Linked DNA regions of Homo sapiens: region 1 is linked to region 2. The links are chromatin contacts, found by Hi-C or POLR2A ChIA-PET in ENCODE. All regions are on one chromosome and are shown on one strand. Each heading gives the region's core, a stretch centred on a gene start or an enhancer-like site at or near the end of the contact. The rest is flanking DNA. Distances are from core to core; before and after follow the strand shown.

Region 1 (4,286 bases), core at 758-3,257, 230 kb after region 2:
AGCTTCACCCTGGGGATCTCACTTGCCCCAACCTAGTCCTGGGCCTGCTGGGAAGGAAAGGCATCTAAGCAAAGGGCGCAGCGAATGCAAAGGCCCTGCAGTGGGATGAGCCTGGCGCTCTGGTGCAGAGAGAGCCAGGGAAGAGTGCAGTGCAGGGATGGGGACGTGGGTGAAGCTGGAGAGGTGGGGGTGCAGACCACAGAGGGCCTCGAAGGCCATGCTGAGGATTTGGTAAGGGAGAAGCTCTATTGTGAGGGCAGAGCTGGCAATCCTCGTGGGTGAGGTGATATTTGCCGGGGAGGTAGGGAAGACTCAGGGTGCATTTCTAGGCCGGATGACTTCTTGATTGATGTAGGAGAGATTAGCAAGTGCTTCATTTCTCAGTCTTTAATATTCTTCATCTGGGAAGTGGGAATAATAACATCAACCTCCCCAGAGAAGGTACCATACTTAGCACAGTGATTTACCTGGGTCACCCAGGAAGTTCGTGGCTCAGCCAGGACTGGAACCCAGGCCCTGCTCTCCAGGATGATCGCAACAGGCAGGGGCTGGATCTTGGCATGAGATTCTCCAGCGATGCCACCTCCCGGCCAAACAGGCCTCAGCAGCAGGGGCTGGATTTTTTTCTTTCTGAATTGTGCTTATGCGTGGGGCTGTTTATCTAACTTGGCTGAAGTTTGAGTCCTGGGTCTGTAAACATACCCTTTTAATTATTATACAAATGGTACATGTTCGTGGAATAAAAATTTGAAAATGAAAATAAGCAAGAAGAAAAAGAACGAGAGAGAAAGAGGGAGGAAGGAGGGAAGGAAGGAAGGAAGGAAGGAGGGAGGGAGGGAGGGAGGGGAGGGAGGGAGGAAGGAAGGAAGGAAGGATCTAAATCAACACATGTACACCTAGATGCATTATATAAGGACCTTCATTGCAGCATCCTTTGACATAACAAAAGCCTCCAAACAATGTGAATATCCAAGATTAGGGGCCTTCGTAGCTGCATGAATTAAAGAGTATTTCAATCCTGTGCTGAGACTGAAGTGAATAAAGCAGATATCGCTGTACTGATTTGAAACAACAGCCAAGATGTAATATTAGCCTAGAAAAATGAGATGAAAAACAGTGATTATAGAATGCTACAAAGTGTGTGTGGGTGTGTGTCTGTGTGTGTGTGTGTGTGTGTGTCTGTGTGTGCGTGTGTGTGTTTGTGTGTGTGTCTCTGTGTGTGTGTGTCTGTGTGTCTGTGTGTGTGTGTCTCTGTGTGTCTGTGTGTGTGTGTCTGTGTGTGTCTTAAGGAGAGAGTGAGGAATGTGTTTACCTATTTGCTGGTAGATGCTCAGGTTTCCTGACTTTCGCGTGGTAAAAATGGCAAGTCAGAGATGGGAGGAAGGATGATATTTTGCCTGTCCGTTTGCACTGTTGAAAGGAAAACTTGTGGCTTCTGTTTTTGTTTTTGTTTTGCCATGTGCGTGCCTGTCTTCTGTGCAACATTTTAGCAATATTTGAAAAATCAGAGACTTTTCGAAAGGCCCTGAGATAATCTAGGCTGGCGTTTCCTGAAAGTTCCCCCAAATCCCAGGATTCCAGCAAGGTGCCTGTAGGCCATGGGGCTTGGGGTGGAGCTGCAGGCAGCCTGACCCTCCTTACTCAGAGATGTTTCTCTTTCATCTTTTTTTTATAGGTTGGACAAGTAAAGGTTCAGTTGTAAAAGGGTTTTGCCTGCTTTGAAACGAAATTTTTGAAAAACTTTGATCTTGAATAATCTCTTCATTCTACCGATGAGGAGACAGGAACCCAGAAAGGAGAAAAAAAGGATCGTCTCAGCATCAGGCTGACCTGGGTTTCAGTCTAGCTTTGGCTGCGTGCCTTGGATAGTAAATTTTCCTCCTTGAACCTTGGCTTCTTCCTCCAGGGAGAAAAACCTACCTGAAGGTGATTAGTACACAGATATCAAAAGTGGAAGTAGACCCTGAGTCCTTAGCTAAGGACTAGAACGATCGTGGCAGAAACGTGCACAGGAAATCATGTGGCCTCTGTCTCACCAGCGGGTGTTCCAGGAATGGCAAAAGTGTTCCCTTTTCCCCATTTCACTCAAGTCTAGAATCAGGCATATCTCAGTTTGTTAGAAGTCAGCTCACTACAAAACCCAGGTATTCCCTGGGACACATGCAACTGCAAGGGGCAGGGAAACTCAACTCAAATGACTTTATCATTAAGGAAGTGTGTCTTCCTGTACATTCAGAAAACCCAGAGATGGCATGGCGGCTCTGACAGGCATGCATTCAGCTTCGAGGAACACAGACCCTGACCCCTGGCAGCATTTATTTATATTGTCCCCTGCTACAAGAAATCCAGAGGCATCCAGAGCTGATGGGGTGACTCAGGGGTGCTACCAGGGGTTCAGGTTCTTTCCCAGTTTTGTTGTTGTTGTTGTTATTGTTTTGAGACAGAGTCTCACTCTATCGCCCAGGCTGGAGGGCAATGGTGTGATCTTGGCTCACTGCAACCTCTGCCTCCTGTGCTCAAGCAATTCTCCTGCCTCAGCCTCCCGAGTAGTTGAGAGTACAGGCGCCCGCCACCACGCCTGGCTAAGTTTTGTATTTTTGGTAGAGACGTGGTTTTGCCATGTTGGCGAGGCTGGTCTTGAACTCCTGACCTCAAGTGATCTGCCCGTCTCAGCCTCCCAAAGTGCTGGGATTACAGGCATGAGCCGCCGCACCTGGTCACTTTCCCAGTTTTTGCTTAGCCATCTCGAACATGTGGCTTCTGTCCTCATGGTTGGCCATAATTGCAGCATGACCATTCCACCCTCAGCTCATGTCCACATTACAGGCTGGAAGAGGGGACAAGGGCAGAGCAGTGTGTCCACCATGTTTGTCTCTTTTCAGAAAGCTCTTCTGGGGGCCCCACTGGGAAAATTTGGCTTTCATATCATTGGTCATGCTGGATCACGTGGCCATTCCTGGCTGCAAGGCAGTCTAGGGGAGTGAGTGCGTTTTGCTGGCTCATTGCCATCCCAATAAAGTCAGGGTTCTGTCAACAAGGAAGAAAAGGAGCGAGGGCATTGGGCAGGCACTGAGCAGTGTCTGCCCCAGTAGTTCAAGAATTGTTGATACAATGGCTGAAAGACATCTTCCAAAACCTGTGTTCTCTTTCTGTTTGCATTCTACCATCCTCAGTGTGTGGGCTTCCATCCTGAGACTTGTTTTATCCCCTCAGTTTCAGGAGGGGGTCCCTTCCTTGAAGGCATGTGCTGATGCCCCCTCAAAAAAAAGTGTTCTCCCACCTAGGGAGGAGAGTTGAAAAGAGCTGTGGTTGGGCAGTTGACAATGTCTGCTCCACCTCTATTCACCGGAACTTCTTCTGTTCCATCCTCTTTTCAGTTCAGCTCACTGCGATTTCATTTCCATCTCACAGCGTGGATCAGTCACCTATGCCTACAAGAATGCTGCCTGAGAAACCACCCCCAACCTGTTATTCTCTTGAATAGGGAGTTGGCTGCAGGTTGGTGGACCTTGGCTGGACCCATTAATATATTTCCTGTTCAGCTGGAGTTCTGCTGTCTTGGCTGGGCTGGCTCTGCTCTGCCTCACGGGTCCCTCGCCCTTTTCCTGGGACCAATGGGCCATTCTGGGCATGGCTGCTGATAGTGGGGGCACAGGCACAACAGCCACGTGGAAACATGCAAGAGATCTCTTTTTTTCTTTTTTTGAGATGCAGTCTCACTCTGTCACCCAGGCTGGAGTGCAGTGGCGTGATCTCAACTCACTGCAACCTTCGCCTCCTGGGTTCAAGCAATTCTCCTGCCTCAGCCTCCCGAGTAGCTGGGATTACAGGTGTGTGCCATCATGCTCAGCTAATTATTTTGTCTCTCTTTCTTTCTTTTTCTTTCCCTTTCTTTCTTTCTTTCTTTCTTTCTTTCTTTCTTTCTTTCTTTCTTTCTTTCTTTCTTTCCTTTCCTTCCTTCCTTCCTTCTTTTTTTTTTTTTTTGAGATGGAGTCTTGCTCTGTCACCCAGGCTGGAGTGCAATGGCGCGGATCTCTGCTCACTGCAGCCTCTGCCTCCTGGGTTCAAGCGATTCTCCTGCCTCAGCCTCCTGAGTAGCTGGGATTACAGGTGTGCATCACCACACCCAGCTAATTTTTTGTATTTTTAGTAGAGATGGGGTTTCTCCACGTTGGCCAGGCTGGTCTCGAACTCCTGACCTCGTTATCTGCCTGCCTCAGCCTCCCAAAGTGCTGGGATTACAGATGTGAGCCACTGCGCCCCGCCCAATTGTTTTATATTTTTAG
Region 2 (4,173 bases), core at 1,032-3,531:
GAGCAGGCAGAGCTGGACACTAAAGAGGGAGGCCCTTGAATCCTTATCCCCAATTCCCAGGTGGGGAGTTTGAGGACCAGAGAGGTGAGGCGGATCCCCCACAGCAAAGGTCAGACTACTGTTAACAACAGGGAGGCGCCAGGCACAGTGGCTCACGCCTGTAATCCCAGCACTGTGGGAGGCCGAGGTGGGCGGATCACAAGGTCAAGAGATCGAGACCACCCTGGCTAACACAGTGAAACCCCATCTCTACTGAAAATACAGAAAATTAGCCGGGCATGGTGGCGGGCGCCTGTAGTCCCAGCTACTCAGGAGGCTGAGGCAGGAGAATGGCGTGAACCCGGGAGGAGGAGCTTGCAGTGAGCCGAGATCACGCCACTGCACTCCAGCCTGGGCAACAGAGTGAGACTCCATCTCAAAACAAATAAAACAAAACAAAACAAAAAACAACAAAAAAACCCACACAACAACAGGGAGTGCCTACTGAATGCCAGTGGACGATCTCATTTCCACTTCCTAACACGAAGGGGCAGATAAACTTTAACTTGCAAGGAAACCAAGGGGAAACAGAGACGGAAAGTGGCTTGGACCAGGTCATACAGCTGAATAACAGAGTCAGGATGTTAACCCTGGCCTACCCCCAGGAGAGCAGGAGGTTTTAAGTCCATAGGCTGGGTGTCTTGGGTATAGGCCTGAAGAAACCATAGCGGCATGGACCAGGTGCCCAAGTCAGGTGTGAAAAATCACATACAGAGAATGGAGTGGTCTAGGACCCAGTGAGGAAATGCAAATGGTCCGTGGCCATGCCGCCTTTTAAGGAAGAGACGGCATGGAACCCAGGCCAGTGAGGGCAGAAAGCTAAGGTGCTAGTGACCCCAGGCCCACTCCAGGCAAGGGCTGCATGTGGTGCTTGGTGGCTGCCCCACAGAAAAAGGAAGGATGTCAGGATATTTGACAAACAAAGCTTCATTCCATGGTGACACCCAGGTAGAGGTGCCTCCCAGTCACCTGAACCAGGAGTTCTCAAAGGCACTTCCTTAACTCCTGGGGATATAGGGCCCTCCTGAGGCCAAACAGTAAAATTCCTAGGGCTCACGTAGGAGTCACAAAAGTGGGTGTAGGGGGGGTGCTTGCTGGAGCATATACAGTGAGCAAAGCAGGAAGAAGCTAGGGAGAAACCGTGGCCTGAGGGAAAGGGACAGAGAGGGAGAGGTGAACTCCAACTTATGATCTGGTCTGGGGAATATGGGGGTTCCAGTCCCAAGTCCTAAGGAAGGGGCCAATACATGGATGTGAGGGAGGGGCAAGAGCTAGAGTTGGGGCTTATGTACAGGGGAGCTTACAGTGGGGTACATTCAGTCCCCTCACTGCCTGGGATCCAGGAATATGGGGCAAGGACTGATGCTCACCACTGGAGGGTTGGGGAGAGGATATCGGTCTGTAGCCACTGAAGCTATCACTAGGATGGGGTTTTGGGGGAAGGGTGTGGGGGGTACCGTGCAGCTGGAAGCCCCTGAGTTAGGGTTCCCTGGGCAGAGGGGCTGACATTCCCAGGTTAGGGAGGTGAGGTCATTGTTTGCAGCCCAGGGCCTGGGCTAGGGCACAGAGGAGGTACTAGGATGTAGATTCCAGATCTGGGGAACCCAGGATGAGGTGTGACTTTTAGGGGCCTGAGGGCAGTGCTTACAGCTGAAGGGCAGCTTTGGGCTTGGACCGGGTCCTGGGGGGATGAGGGGGTGGGGTTCTAAGTCTAGGAGCACTCTTCACAACCGAGAATGCCCCGGGGCTAGGATTCCGTATCTGCGGGTCCGATGGGAGCTCCGTTTGTCGCCCAGGGAGCTCATGGTAATTTCTTGATCTGGGGAGTGTCTCTGCAGCCAGGAAACCCCGGGGCCAAGGTTCTGGCTTGGGTTCGGAAGGGACACTGGGGTGGGGTCCCCGAACTTGCTATTTGCAAGTTAGACACCCGGGCTGGAGTTCCGCATCTGGGCCCGAGGTTGGGACTCCAGTCTGGGGTCGCTGTCCGCAGCCGGGGCTGGTGACCGCAGGCCTGGAGGGGGGCCCAGAGGTCTTACCTGGCGAGTAGAGCGCAGCCAGCTCGCGGGCCCCGGCGTGCTGCGCGCCCCAGCGGCAACAAGACGCCTCGTCCTCGTCCAGCTCCAGCTGCTGGCCCGGCCAGTTCTCGGCGCCCGCCATGGCCACTCGCCCGATCGGCCCGGTGCGCTCTGCTGGCGGCGGCGGCGGCAGGGCCGCGGAACCGCGGCGAGATCACGCCGCCCAATGACCGCCCAGCGCCGGGCGCGGCGGCGGCGCGGGCGGGGTCCTCGCCCGGCCGCGCGTCACAGCCAATCGGGGCTCGCGCCGGAGCCGCGCAGGCCAATCGGACGTCGCTGAGCCGCAGCCAACCGCCGCGAGCCGGAGGCTGGGACGCAGCTGGACGCAGCTGGGCGCGGAAGCTTGGGGCGGAGGCGCGTGCCCGCCTTCCCAGCTCAGCCCCGGCAGGGCTCCCGGCTCCAGCCCACTGGGAGCTCGCGGCGCGTCGCCGCCCAGCTAGGCTTCGGTTCACGGGCCCATGCAATGGGCCGAGGCAGGGCCCAGAAATGGGCATTTCTTGAGCCGGCAGCGTTAAGCGCCCACTGTGTGCAAGGAACGCGAGGGCAGGGCGCCGGGCTGGGGCCGAGGCCAGGAAGCATTTGGCGGGTGCTCTGTACGATGCTCCCTAGCGAGGCCGATGGAGAGTGGGCTGGTTTATCAAGCCCTACTGTGTGCAGAGGTTTCGGGTGCCATGTGTTCATCAGCTGTGTGCCAGCTCTGTGCTGTGCGCCCAAAGAGGAGAAACGTCGAGCCTGCCCCGCATCCTCCCCAGCTCATGTTCTCCCGGTGGCGAGGACAGTAAACTAATGAAAATGACAACTAGGGTCACTATGAGATTTGCTGAGCGCTTAATATCTGTCAGGTGCTGGACCAAGAGCTAGACGAGCAACATTTATTTGACTCTTAAACACCAATGGTATTGCCTCCTCAGAGAGCCCCACCACCACCACCCTGCTCAAAGGTGCCCCCTCCTCCAGTCACTGTGACATCACCCTGTTTTGTCTTCACAGCGCTTCTGGTGGGGATTGAGCTTGCAGTCCCTGTCTCTCCTATCAGAGAGCAAGCTCCTGAGGGCAGAGAACAGCTTTGTTTACAGCAGGGCCCCCGTGCCAGGATCGGGGCTGGAACATGGTAGAAGCTCAATAAATGCTTGATGAATGAATTAAGGCTCAGCCAGATGCGTCTAATACTTCGGCAGATAAATGACAGCAGCAGGGATTTACCCCAGGTCTAACCGACAACAAAGTATGCAATAATTTCTCATAGAAATTCCATACAGGCAGCCGGGCGCGGTGGCTCACGCCGGTAATCCCAGCACTTTGGGAGGCCAAGGCGGGCGGATCATGAGGTCAGGAGATCGAGACCATCCTGGCTAACACGGTGAAACCCCGTCTCTACTAAAAATACAAAAAATTAGCTGGGCGCGGTGGCGGGCGCCTGTAGTCCCAGCTACTCGGGAGGCTGAGACAGGAGAATGGCGTGAACCCGGGAGGCGGAGCTTGCAGTGAGCCGAGATCGCGCCACTGCACTCCAGCCTGGGCGACAGAGGGAGACTCCGTCTCAAAAAAAAAAAAAAAAAATTCCATACAGGCTGGACGCGGTGGCTCAGGCCTGTAATCCCAGCACTTTGGGAGGCCGAGGCCAGTGGATCACCTAAGGCCAGGAGTTTGAGACCAGCCTGGACAACATGGTAAAACCTTGTCTCTACTAAAAATACAAAAATTAGGCAAGCTACTTATCCCAGATACTTGGAAGGCTGAGGCAGGAGAATCACTTGAACCTGGGAGGTGGAGGTTGCAGTGAGCCGAGATGGCGCCACTGCACTCCAACCTGGGTGACAAGAGTGAGACTTGGTCTCAAAAAAAAAAAAAATCCATACAGTGAGATCACATAGGAGCCTCCCTAGAGGCTGTGGAAGGTCCTGAAAGGTGCTGGGGGAGCAGAGAGGGAAGGTAAGATCCCCTTCCAGAATCCAGGTTCTCTGAGGGTTTAAGTCCTGGATTCCTGCACTACCAGTCACCCCAGGGCTGTTTCCTGAGTGTTCCTACCATAGACAGCCACTGTCCCCACCCAGGCCTA

What was found. A loop is a pair of places that touch in the nucleus more often than their neighbours do. ChIA-PET counts read pairs that join two places held with the same protein, here RNA polymerase II (POLR2A). Pooled maps may share reads with other maps.
Region 1: a pooled map shows a loop between it and region 2 (2.6-fold over the local background). The contact joins the enhancer-like site here to the promoter of PEDS1 in region 2. A Hi-C loop is called at or near these places in 1 of 50 pooled maps. POLR2A ChIA-PET finds 5 or more read pairs at or near these places in 2 of 52 experiments (IMR-90 and WTC11).

The regions. Positions count from the first base shown.
Region 1 is chr20:50,380,309-50,384,594 of GRCh38, forward strand. No RefSeq gene overlaps it. Among named protein-coding and RNA genes, the nearest start is that of LINC01271, 61 kb to the left of the region's middle. Within about 2 kb of position 2,008, at least 12 of the 41 ENCODE cell types and tissues checked have a DNase peak (open chromatin) inside an H3K27ac peak, as active enhancers do.
Region 2 is chr20:50,151,442-50,155,614 of GRCh38, forward strand. PEDS1 (plasmanylethanolamine desaturase 1) reads right to left here and starts at 2,282. Exons shown (of 6, transcript NM_199129.4): 1 at 2,076-2,282. The coding sequence starts at 2,196. It overlaps PEDS1-UBE2V1 (PEDS1-UBE2V1 readthrough), which reads right to left and starts at 2,282. Exons shown (of 8, transcript NM_199203.3): 1 at 2,076-2,282. The coding sequence starts at 2,196. RefSeq lists a silencer at 2,036-2,715.